Linked DNA regions of Homo sapiens: regions 2, 3 and 4 are each linked to region 1. A link is a loop called in an ENCODE intact Hi-C map of the cell type or tissue named here. Cell type or tissue: dorsolateral prefrontal cortex. All regions are shown on one strand. Region 1 overlaps NDP (norrin cystine knot growth factor NDP). Region 2 overlaps EFHC2 (EF-hand domain containing 2). Region 3 overlaps MAOB (monoamine oxidase B). Region 4 has its middle 53 kb from the start of NDP.

The links. A loop is a pair of places that touch in the nucleus more often than their neighbours do. Peaks named below come from ENCODE experiments on the same cell type or tissue, not always from the same donor. Only the 100,000 strongest peaks of a DNase experiment are listed, where the experiment ranks them.
Region 2: a loop joins it to region 1, with 15 times the contacts of the local background. A loop is called at or near these places in 80 of 110 quality-filtered maps.
Region 3: it touches region 1 in a loop (2.9-fold over the local background); 14 of 110 quality-filtered maps call a loop at or near these places.
Region 4: it touches region 1 in a loop (5-fold over the local background); 35 of 110 quality-filtered maps call a loop at or near these places.

Annotation. Positions count from the first base shown.
Region 1 is chrX:43,957,707-43,960,206 of GRCh38, reverse strand. It overlaps NDP (norrin cystine knot growth factor NDP), which reads left to right. Exons shown (of 3, transcript NM_000266.4): 2 at 1,355-1,735. The coding sequence starts at 1,562. All of the region lies in intron 3 of NDP-AS1 (NDP antisense RNA 1), which reads right to left. Among named protein-coding and RNA genes, the nearest start is that of NDP-AS1, 9.2 kb to the right of the region's middle. In dorsolateral prefrontal cortex, CTCF peaks have their summits at 1,346 and 1,545 (motif pointing left); a DNase peak (open chromatin) is centred at 1,495; H3K27ac peaks cover 1,965 bases; H3K27me3 peaks cover 1,742 bases.
Region 2 is chrX:44,242,989-44,245,488 of GRCh38, reverse strand. All of the region lies in intron 7 of EFHC2 (EF-hand domain containing 2), which reads left to right. Among named protein-coding and RNA genes, the nearest start is that of EFHC2, 99 kb to the left of the region's middle. In dorsolateral prefrontal cortex, a CTCF peak has its summit at 1,290 (motif pointing right); no DNase peak of the experiment used is centred here; H3K27ac peaks cover 858 bases; H3K27me3 peaks cover 2,369 bases.
Region 3 is chrX:43,835,622-43,838,121 of GRCh38, reverse strand. All of the region lies in intron 3 of MAOB (monoamine oxidase B), which reads left to right. Among named protein-coding and RNA genes, the nearest start is that of MAOB, 46 kb to the left of the region's middle. In dorsolateral prefrontal cortex, CTCF peaks have their summits at 1,301 and 1,511 (motif pointing left); no DNase peak of the experiment used is centred here; H3K27me3 peaks cover 1,218 bases.
Region 4 is chrX:44,025,441-44,027,940 of GRCh38, reverse strand. No RefSeq gene overlaps it. Among named protein-coding and RNA genes, the nearest start is that of NDP, 53 kb to the right of the region's middle. In dorsolateral prefrontal cortex, CTCF peaks have their summits at 1,046 and 1,245 (motif pointing right); no DNase peak of the experiment used is centred here; H3K27me3 peaks cover 2,155 bases.

The DNA.
Region 1 (2,500 bases):
CCCTCATTACTGGTCCTTGCCCTTCCTGCAATTTATAGGACTTCCCTGAGGCACATGTGCTGAGGCTTTGCTATTGCCAGGGATTCTGTGCTCTGAAACAGCCCTATCTCACACACCCCTTTCCACTTAGGATCCCCTACCTCACACTTCCAAGACAGCTAATTGAGGCTAAATGGGTCTGATGCCATTCTATTAGTGCAAAATAAATTGGCTTATGCCAACTTGAACTCCTAATCTTGATTTTATCAACACTTTGCCCTGTTTATTCAGACTGTTCATGAGTAGGAAGTTAAGGAAAATGTTGCCTATGAACAAAATGATCAAACTTTTATCTGAAATACCTTTGAAAGTTTTCCCGAAGCTTTAATTATCATGTTCCTTTTGTTTTGGATGTAATAGCAGGCCCTCCCAATTTTCCTAAATGTTTGAAAATATTTTTGATACTTTCTGTCTTCTGTTGTGGTTAAAAAAAAGAAGGCACCAGTGTTGGCTATGCCTGGGGAGTTAGTGAGGTAATCTGGAGAGATCTCTGGACCCCAGTCCTTTGTCCAAGAGGTATGGTCAAAAGAACAAAGCAAATTTCAGAAAAACCGGTATAATATGATCCTATTTTAATGGTAAGTCTGTTCCAACAACTGCTTTCTTTTTCGAATTACACCATGTGCCCAGGCTACAAAGGCTCTGCAGAAATGTGACTCTGTTGGCAAATACGCGTGTGATACCTTAACCATGCTGGAGGCCAGTTAGCATAATGTGTATTTCAGATGCAGTTTGTCATCAGTGCTGGGTGCTATGGGGCTTAAAACAAAAACAGGATGAGCCTAGAGCACAGAAGTGGAAAATTAGGTGGGTGGGTGAGTATGGACTTGGAAATGGAAAATGTGCTTCCCTGTGGGACATGGCTTGTGTTCATTAGTGCTGACCTGCCTCCTCTCTAGCCCTGTAAGCTGACGCTGACACCAAAGCTTGCTGAGAAACTGAATAGACCCTCCCGCCCCGACCAACCAAGGACAAAGATGAGACCACCCAATTCGGTTACGTTGTTGCCAGAACAACATGTTTAATCTTTAACATGGGTTCAAACTATTCTTGGCCCTAGGAACATGGACTTCAGCAATTAAAGTCAACATGTGCTTCCATTAAACCATTGTGTCCACCTCCAAATGGTTATAAATATGTAGCATAAGCTATGGGAGTTGGGGTGGAATGGATGACAGCCTTTGCTAATGACGCTCTAGAAACCAATATTCTCCTCTCAAAATAACATGGAAAAATTCTACTTAATACCTCCTGGGTTCCATTAGTGGTTCTGGGTAAATAATTCTGGGGAAAGTAATTTCTGTTTTCATTCCAGCTGTGCAGCAGATACTGTGATGATGGATTGCAAGTGCAAAGAGTAAGACAAAACTCCAGCACATAAAGGACAATGACAACCAGAAAGCTTCAGCCCGATCCTGCCCTTTCCTTGAACGGGACTGGATCCTAGGAGGTGAAGCCATTTCCAATTTTTTGTCCTCTGCCTCCCTCTGCTGTTCTTCTAGAGAAGTTTTTCCTTACAACAATGAGAAAACATGTACTAGCTGCATCCTTTTCTATGCTCTCCCTGCTGGTGATAATGGGAGATACAGACAGTAAAACGGACAGCTCATTCATAATGGACTCGGACCCTCGACGCTGCATGAGGCACCACTATGTGGATTCTATCAGTCACCCATTGTACAAGTGTAGCTCAAAGGTAAGACCAAGGTCTCTGTGAGGAGAGCATTTCCCTCAGAAACAGGCAAGAAGCCATATTTCTTTGTCAGGGGATGGAGAACTAAGATCATAGCCCAAACTTAAGTGATGTGGCTGGCCCACAGGGCTTGTGGGAGAATGAGGCTTTTAGAATTTCCCCCCGTGCTTTGCACTGTTATCAGTAAAAGTGCCTAATCAATCATGTGCACACCCATCCAGTGGGACAGGTGTCCTTTGTCCCTGGCTGTGATGTTTATGAGTGGTAGTGTGCTTTTCCAAAAAAGAAAAATGGAGTTTACAAGTCATCATAACTCTCTAGCTCCATCATCAATAAAGAGGAAGAGAATGCAAAGAATGCGATTGAGCAGTGGAACATACTTCTTGGAGGGCTCTTTAAAGAGATTCTTGGTGAAATAACTGGCTTTGTGGTCTGAGCCTTTCTTCAGGTGCTACATTTCTGTTCAAATGATTTCAAAAGATAAGATGGCAATATGATCATTTATCATTTTTACATTGCTTATCCAAATCGTTCTCATTTGGAAAAGGATGCATGTTTCTTGCAGAGGCAGTCCGTGCCTCAGTGGTGTGCAAGGGAATATCATGCTTAAAAGGCCACCAAGAGTGGCCAGCTACATGGACCACCCAGAAGGGAGGCACATTGTAGGGTGGAACATACGAGATCTCACGACTGTCACTGCCCCTAAACAGGCACAATGAATGAAATTTGTCCACACTTGGTAAATAATAATTTGTTTAGCCCAACCTC
Region 2 (2,500 bases), 290 kb before region 1:
CTTTCCTATAGCATGAAGGTTGAAAAAGGCTCTAGGGGTTCCAGCAGGTGTTTCTTTCACTAAAAGGACAGGGATCAAATGTAAACTGTTCTTACGTAGGAATTTCTGCTTTAGGTTATTATTTGTCTATCAGTGGACTTTCTTATTTTTTCTTAGTGGCTGGGACAATGAAACTAGTAACAAGATTGTTCATTCTTGTTGCTGTTGAACACTTATTGGGCTATGCTTAGATTCAACAAAAATCTTAAAGCACCTTTAATTTTGTGGAGTCATTTCTGGCCATCTCTGAATTTTTAGGAACAGCAGGACATTTAAGATGAGTGTTTAATGATTATTTGAGTGAATTGGACACTTAAAATTGCACCAATAGGATAGAATTGGCTTCTGGTCTCATCACATGGCCCTGATGGACCTAACAATTTTGTTTCTTTTGCTTCCCCTATGAAATGAAGATGGTTGAGATGGGAGGATTCTTAAAGATTTTATAGCTCTAACATAATGTGATTCACGAATTTAGGTTTCATTGAAATCATTTGACATGGGTATTGAATACAAGCACAAGTGGATTTACCTTGAAGCTAATGAAGCGTAATCTTTAGAGGTCTTCCTTTCCAGGGGTCCCAATCCAAGGCCCTGGCCTAACTTTGTCTTAGTAATTTGACATTCTTTGCCTAGAAGAGCTTTGCCCAAATTATTTAAGCTTCCAGCCTCCCAAAACCTGTATTCATCTCTAGGCTACTAGAACATAAGCAGTGAACGTTGAGGTAACTGAAGGCTTTTCCCAGTAGTCTTTCCCACTGAGATGGTGAATAGAAAATCACCACGAAGAAGCATTAAGACTCCTTTGTAATATGTATCATCTGTCTGCCAATTTGTTGGAATCTAGTCAACCATGGATGGGCATTCAATATATATATGTTTTGACAAGTCACTTGGAATTAGAGGAATCAGATAATTAAAAGACATATCTGTCTCAGGATCTAGCAGAATGCCAACTTGAGACATTGGGGAAGATGCTTTGTACAAAAATGTATACTTTTTCATTTATTCAATGAATATTTTTGAACACCTAAAACACGCAGGATGCTGGGATGATGGAAAACCAAAGTGAGGAAACTTGTCATTCAGCTGTGAGTCCAGAGCTTTGTGAACGTATGCAAATTACCCAGATAAATGGGATTTAAAGTTGGATCTTGAGCCAGAGTTTCCAAAAAGATGTATGTGGTGGTATAAAAGTCAGGCATGATGGAGTGGAAAAGTTCTCAGCTTTTATACACTAGATGGCACTGTGGGTGCAGAGGAAAGCTCTAAATTGGTTCTTTTGTTACTTAAATCTGTTGCAAAAATTATATGGTTGAGAAAACAACAGTGTGGTATAAGCCCTGTAATTCTAGGGGGAAGTGTAGAATGCAGTCCTAATTACTTTGAGATTCAATATGTGTCCTCTTTTGGTTAGACTGCTTAGATTGGTATGTAGAGTTGTATGTATATGTCTCCTGTTGAAAGAAACTCCTCAGGCCCAGATTTTTAAATAATCACATACAGCTCTCCTGCCATGGCTATGATGTTCTTCCTGAAATGAAAGACCAAACAGTGGTGTGTTAGATGTAATGGTTAGCAATGATAGAGTCTACTGCAATTCTGCCCAATTCCAAGATTTGAACTCTCCTCTTTATTTCCAAGACTTTTCTTTAAAATCACCATAAAAATAGCAATAGTTGAAGCTCACAAGTCACTTCTGTACTGGCACACTGGCTCCCCCCTTTCACTGAGTCACCTTTATAAACATGTCTGCTGTAAGCAGTCTCTGTTAGGATGTAACAATACTCTTTTGGGGATTGTTTTTGGGGAAATTTCACACAAAGGCTGCTAGGAAGTCTAAGGACATATGAAAGCTGAAAATGTTTTCAACAAGAGTTAGAAGTGGCCTCAAGCCCTTAGCCTTTTGATCATCAGTTAAAAAACAAAACAAAACAAAACAAAACAAAAACCAAACAACCACCTTAATATTAAGAGTTAGGTTATCTTGGATGAAAAATTGATCTCCATTTTCTCTTCCGGAGGTGTGCACTAAAATTTGTACTCTTCCTCTATGGGAACTTTGACAGTGGAAAAGGAAATATTTGCTTATGTAGAACTCCTTTCATACAGGATTGAAAACACCTATGTCATACTGAAGCTTGGGGAAGAAGTAGAAAATAGATTCTGTGGGAGTTTGTTTTGTTTTGTTTTAGGAAAGATGTGGCATCTTTTTTTGCCATTTATGTTGGGGACAAACACAGTGACTTGGATAGACCAGGTCAATATGTTCCTTGCTCTGGAGAGCACGGTTGCTTCTGAGATTGTACAGCCTCGCAAATGAGTACCTGAAAGCTCCTAGGCTATTACAAATATGTTACCAGCTCTCTCTCCACCTCTCTTTCCTCACAGATGATAAGTATATAAATAAAATCAACAGTATTTACCGCGTAGCACTCCCTTGGAGAGAGTAGGCAGTTGG
Region 3 (2,500 bases), 120 kb after region 1:
GGCGGGGGAAGGCTCTTAAATTTGCAGAAATACAAACAGATTAGAACTGAATGTTGGACATTCATTCTAATAACCTCTTAGATCAAAGCATCCCCTGAGGATTTCTCACTGGTCACATTTCTCTGCAGATTCCAGTCTCCCACCATGCTGCTGGTCCTCAGACTCTCTTCACATCTCCCTGCTCCTCTGTTTTTCCAGCATCCTCATCTTGGTCCACAAAGTCACTCATGTTCTCTGACAATCAGACAGTCACCTAATCTGGGCCCCATCCAGGAGTCCCATGGAAGAACTGGCGGAGGTTTTCAATTTCAGTCTTTCCTCTCTCATCTTCACTTGCTCCTGTGGGTGGAAGTAAGCAGCACAGGAACTTATTCCTCACTGGTAGAAAACATCCCCTTAGAAGACAGAAGAAACTAGCAACGGTCAATTTTGATTTATATAACAATTTTGACATCCTCATATTATTTGTGAGTGATAATATCGAAACAAATAACTGACCATAAATCATGAAACATTTAATAAAATGGGAACTAAGCAGTTACTTAATTTGGTATAATGTGGGTAAAAGTTTTCCTTAATTTATAAATAAATGTTTTGGTTGACCTTCAAATTTTATTTTATATTGGCCGGGCACAGTGGCTCACGCCTGTAATCCCTGCACTTTGGGAGGCTGAGGCGGGCGGATCACCTGAGGTCAGGAGTTCCAGACCAGCCTGGCCATCATGGCGAAACCCCGTCTCTACTAAAAATACCAAATTTTATTTTATAAGCCTTTCCACCTTCCTTCCCTATGTGTCTAGGAGAAAAAGAGACACATGAATTAGAAATGAAAATCTACCATGGTGATAATGTGATTTGTTGAACATCAATCAACAGTTCTTAACACCCTTTGTTGGGTTCTTTGTTTTTTTAAATGTAGATTTTCTTGACCGATTTCTTATGTCTTATTCTACCTGTAAGGCTTGCAGAGATTGACTTTTCAGAACACTAGGATCTTTAAATTTCTCCAGACAAAGGAAATGACCAGAGATTATATTCACTTGCCTGTCTTTGTGTGTGCAGAGATTATTGTCAGCTCAGAGCTATGTCCAGGATGCTTTGTTTTTTCCTGACATTAAGTCCCTTGTCTGAGAGAAATTGCTGAGTCATCAATTACAGGAATGATGTTACACTTAAATGATATTTCACAGTGATGGCCAAATGTGCTGCTTTTTCACTATTTCCATTACTCTATGTGCAGTTAGGAAAATACAAGTAGTTAAGCAGTAGTCCTTACTTAATACAGGGTAAATACATATGCCAATAATGCTCTTTATATTTAAAATAAGTCTTACTGCTTTTTAATTATGACAAAAGTAAAGCATGTTTATTGTAAAAATATGATTAGAAAATATAGATAAACTAGAACAATTAACAAACCCTTTATAATACTATCTTGAGAAGATCACTCTAAAATACTCTCTTGGTTCGTAGATTTTCGTATTCCTGTATTGCTATTTTCTGACCTCTGCTGGAGGAAATGGGAAATAACAGTGCATTTTAAGAAATTGTATGCACATGCATATGTGTATATGTTTTACGTAGTAACTTACTCTCAAATTAATTATCACTAATGAGACAAATTGAAAAAATACTGATGCTGTAAAAAAAAGGTTTCTGCAGTCTTGACAAAGGTGCCAATTTGGCCTCCTCGTGATCAGTCACATGCAGTGAAGAGCTACATGATAATACATAATGACGAAGACCTTATAGCTAAGAAGTCCTTCTCAAACTAAGTACTTGTTCTCTACCATCTCCACTTCCATGTCTTTGTATACGTCATTTTTCTCATTTTTGACCTGTAAAAAGCATCTTGGATGGCTACATTCATTTCCGGAATTATTAACAAGAACTTCGACATTCTTTCTCCTACCACATACTAGAGAATGTAGTTGAGAAATTTGCCTCCTGTGTCATGGAAAGCAGTACTTTGGGAATTTGAACACTGCCCTCTATTACCTATTTTAATAACTACTGTCCCCAAGGGCAAACTACAGTTCATGTAAATAGATAGTATATTTGGGCCTTGTTTCTTTTTTATCAGGGAACATGCATGTATTTCTTAATCTGAATCTTGAGAGTATCAAGTATGCTACTTGCCATATTGTCAGATCCTGCTATCAAAGAATCTGCTTTTAAAATTTTTTATGTGGCTGATAATGGGAAATAGAGTTTTATGTGCAACCTTAGTAACATTAAGCTAAGGAACTTGGATATACTGGTTGATATTGAAATGAATGAAGTGGAGCTACCCAGAAAAGGGGAAGGGCACAGTAGCTCATGGTGGACTAACTACCCACATGAAAGAGTGTGTTTCCTCAAGAGAGGATGACTCCCAATATCACCAGTTCTGTGGTAGTTGTCATAGAAATGTTCTTCTGATAGAGGAAGTGTGTTCATGCCAGCTCCATAATAGGCATCTTTAAACACCTAGTGTGCTGTGATGAACAGGCCTCTGTCT
Region 4 (2,500 bases), 68 kb before region 1:
TTTAAGAGTAGAAAAAAGAAAAATAGCAATCATAAGGGGTTCCTGTGAAGTTTGGAAAAAAATTTAAGCAAAAACTACAGCAAATTATGCAAATTCTATTACAAATTATATAGGATATATAAATTCTGTTACGTGTGTTAGACCTTGTCAATGAACATGTTGCTTCTATTATTTTTGATTGATGGTTTTGGACTGTACCTAGCCATATACTGTATTCAGATAGGTCTTCTTGGTTTTATTTTCAATGATTGCTGTTTGACCATGAAACAAGGTAAATCTCATGTGACCTGTACCCAGAAAGAACTCCTTGGCCCTAACCTCATTAGAACCATGCTTTATGGGATATGTCATCCCAGGTTATATCCAAATGGACCTCAGAGAAGACAACAGGTTACATCTGTTGGCACAACTTACACTAAACGGAAAATTGATGTTATCTATTGATTGGGACCTCCATTCATATGTTTTGGTCTGCTAGGGCTGCCATAAAGCATAACAGACTAGGTGGCTTAAACAACAGAAATCTATTCTTCCGCAGTTCTGGAGGCTGGAAGTCTGAGATCAAATTATTGACAGGGTTGTTTTCTCCTAAGGTCTCTGTCCTTGGCTTGAAGATGGCTACTTTCTCCTTGTGTTCCCATAGGGTCATTCCTCTGTGCATATCTATGTCTAAATCTTCTCATAACAGTTCTACTGGATTAAGCACCACCCTAATGACCTTATTTTAACTTAATTACCCTTTTCAAGAACCTATCTCCAAATACAGTCACTTTTTGAAGGACTAGGGGTTAAGATGTTAACATATGAATTTTGGGGGGGACATAATTCAGCCCATGATATGATATATACACCTATTACTTCTTATTTATTGTATGGGATATAGATAAAAATATTCTTATGTGAGTCCTTTTTATACTTAAATAAATATAGTGTTTTCCAGGCCAAGGTGGGCAGATCACGAGGTCAGGAGATCGAGACCATCCTGGCTAACACAGTGAAACCCCATCTCTACTAAAAATACAAAAAAATAGCCAGGCGTGGTAGTGGGCACCTGTAGTCCCAGCTACTCAGGAGGCTGAGGCAGGAGAATGGCATGAACCCGGGAGGCGGAGCTTGCAGTGAGCCGAGATCGTGCCACTGCACTCCAGCCTGGGTGACAGAGCGAAACTCCGTCACAAAAAAAAAAAAAAAAAAAAAAAAAAAAAGTGTTTTCCATGTATGCTACAAGTGGTTTTGACCACCAGAGGGCTCCTGTATTTATGCAATGAAACACAATTATAATACAATGACGCTTTCAAGATTAAATATAAAGTTGATTGTGAAAGTTAAATACTTGATATCTGTGTATCTTCAGTGAATCAATCCTTAAGCATCCCAATGCCTAACCTGATGATGATAATGATGATGGTGATGATGATGATGGCTGCATTTATTGAGTAGCAACCGTGAGCCACCCCTGTACCAGGTGCTTTACATAATATGATCTAATTTAATATACTGAACTTTCCTGTTACATTCAATGTTTTGTATTATTTCAGTATTATAAATAAAGTATCTATGACTTGGAGAGGTTAAACAACAACACACAGCTAGCAAGAGGCTAAGTGGAAATTTGAATCACTAGCATCATCATTAGCACTAGTTTCATCATATAGCCTTTAGAAGACAGTTCCTAATTAGCTTCAAGGGGTTCGTGACCCTCCTGAAATACTATACAAAATATGCGAGTATGTGTACAGTGCAGAGACGAAACGTCCAAATTTGTTGTTTTGTTAAGAAGCTCAGCTCCACTCTGAAGTCTAGGAAATGTAGATAGCATGGCAGTCAAGGTTGCTCTAATCTACCCCCAATCCTTTTTGTTTTCATTGCTTGATTCATAGTCCCTACAATCCCTCCTCTAAAAGGTTCTCTAATGGATAGATGACTTCTATTACCCCTTTAGTTTTATCAGTTGTTTTGTCCTGAATGTATCTGGCTGAGTTTTCTCTCCATATTATCTAAGACTCCTAGCTGCAAATAACAGAAACACAACTTGTGCCTGGGAAACACAGGAGGGGAGCTGGCCCCAGGAACACCCTAGAACCAAGGATTTCAACTCCAGCAGGACCATGACTCATCTCCTACTACAGACGAGCTTTTTCCATCTGATGGTAGCTTGGTGTAAATGTTTTAGGCTTATGTCCTCACAGTCTTGGGGCCAGAAAAGGAAAGAGAGCTCTTCCCTGTCAGCTCTATTTAGAAAAGCCCAGGGAAATGACTGATTAGCCTGGCTAGGAGCTCACACCCATCCCTTGAGTAATCACTTTTCACAGGAAAGTGGCACTATGGAAGTCCAGGCTTCAGTTACATGCTCTCATCTCTGATCAGGTGGGTGGGATAGCATTAAGGGCAGCTCCCTGAAATCACATGGATGAAGTTAGGGAGGAGCGGCCTCCCAAGGAAGAAACATGCTATTACCAGAAAAAGAGGGAAGAGGCGATGGGCCCACAAACACATTGAA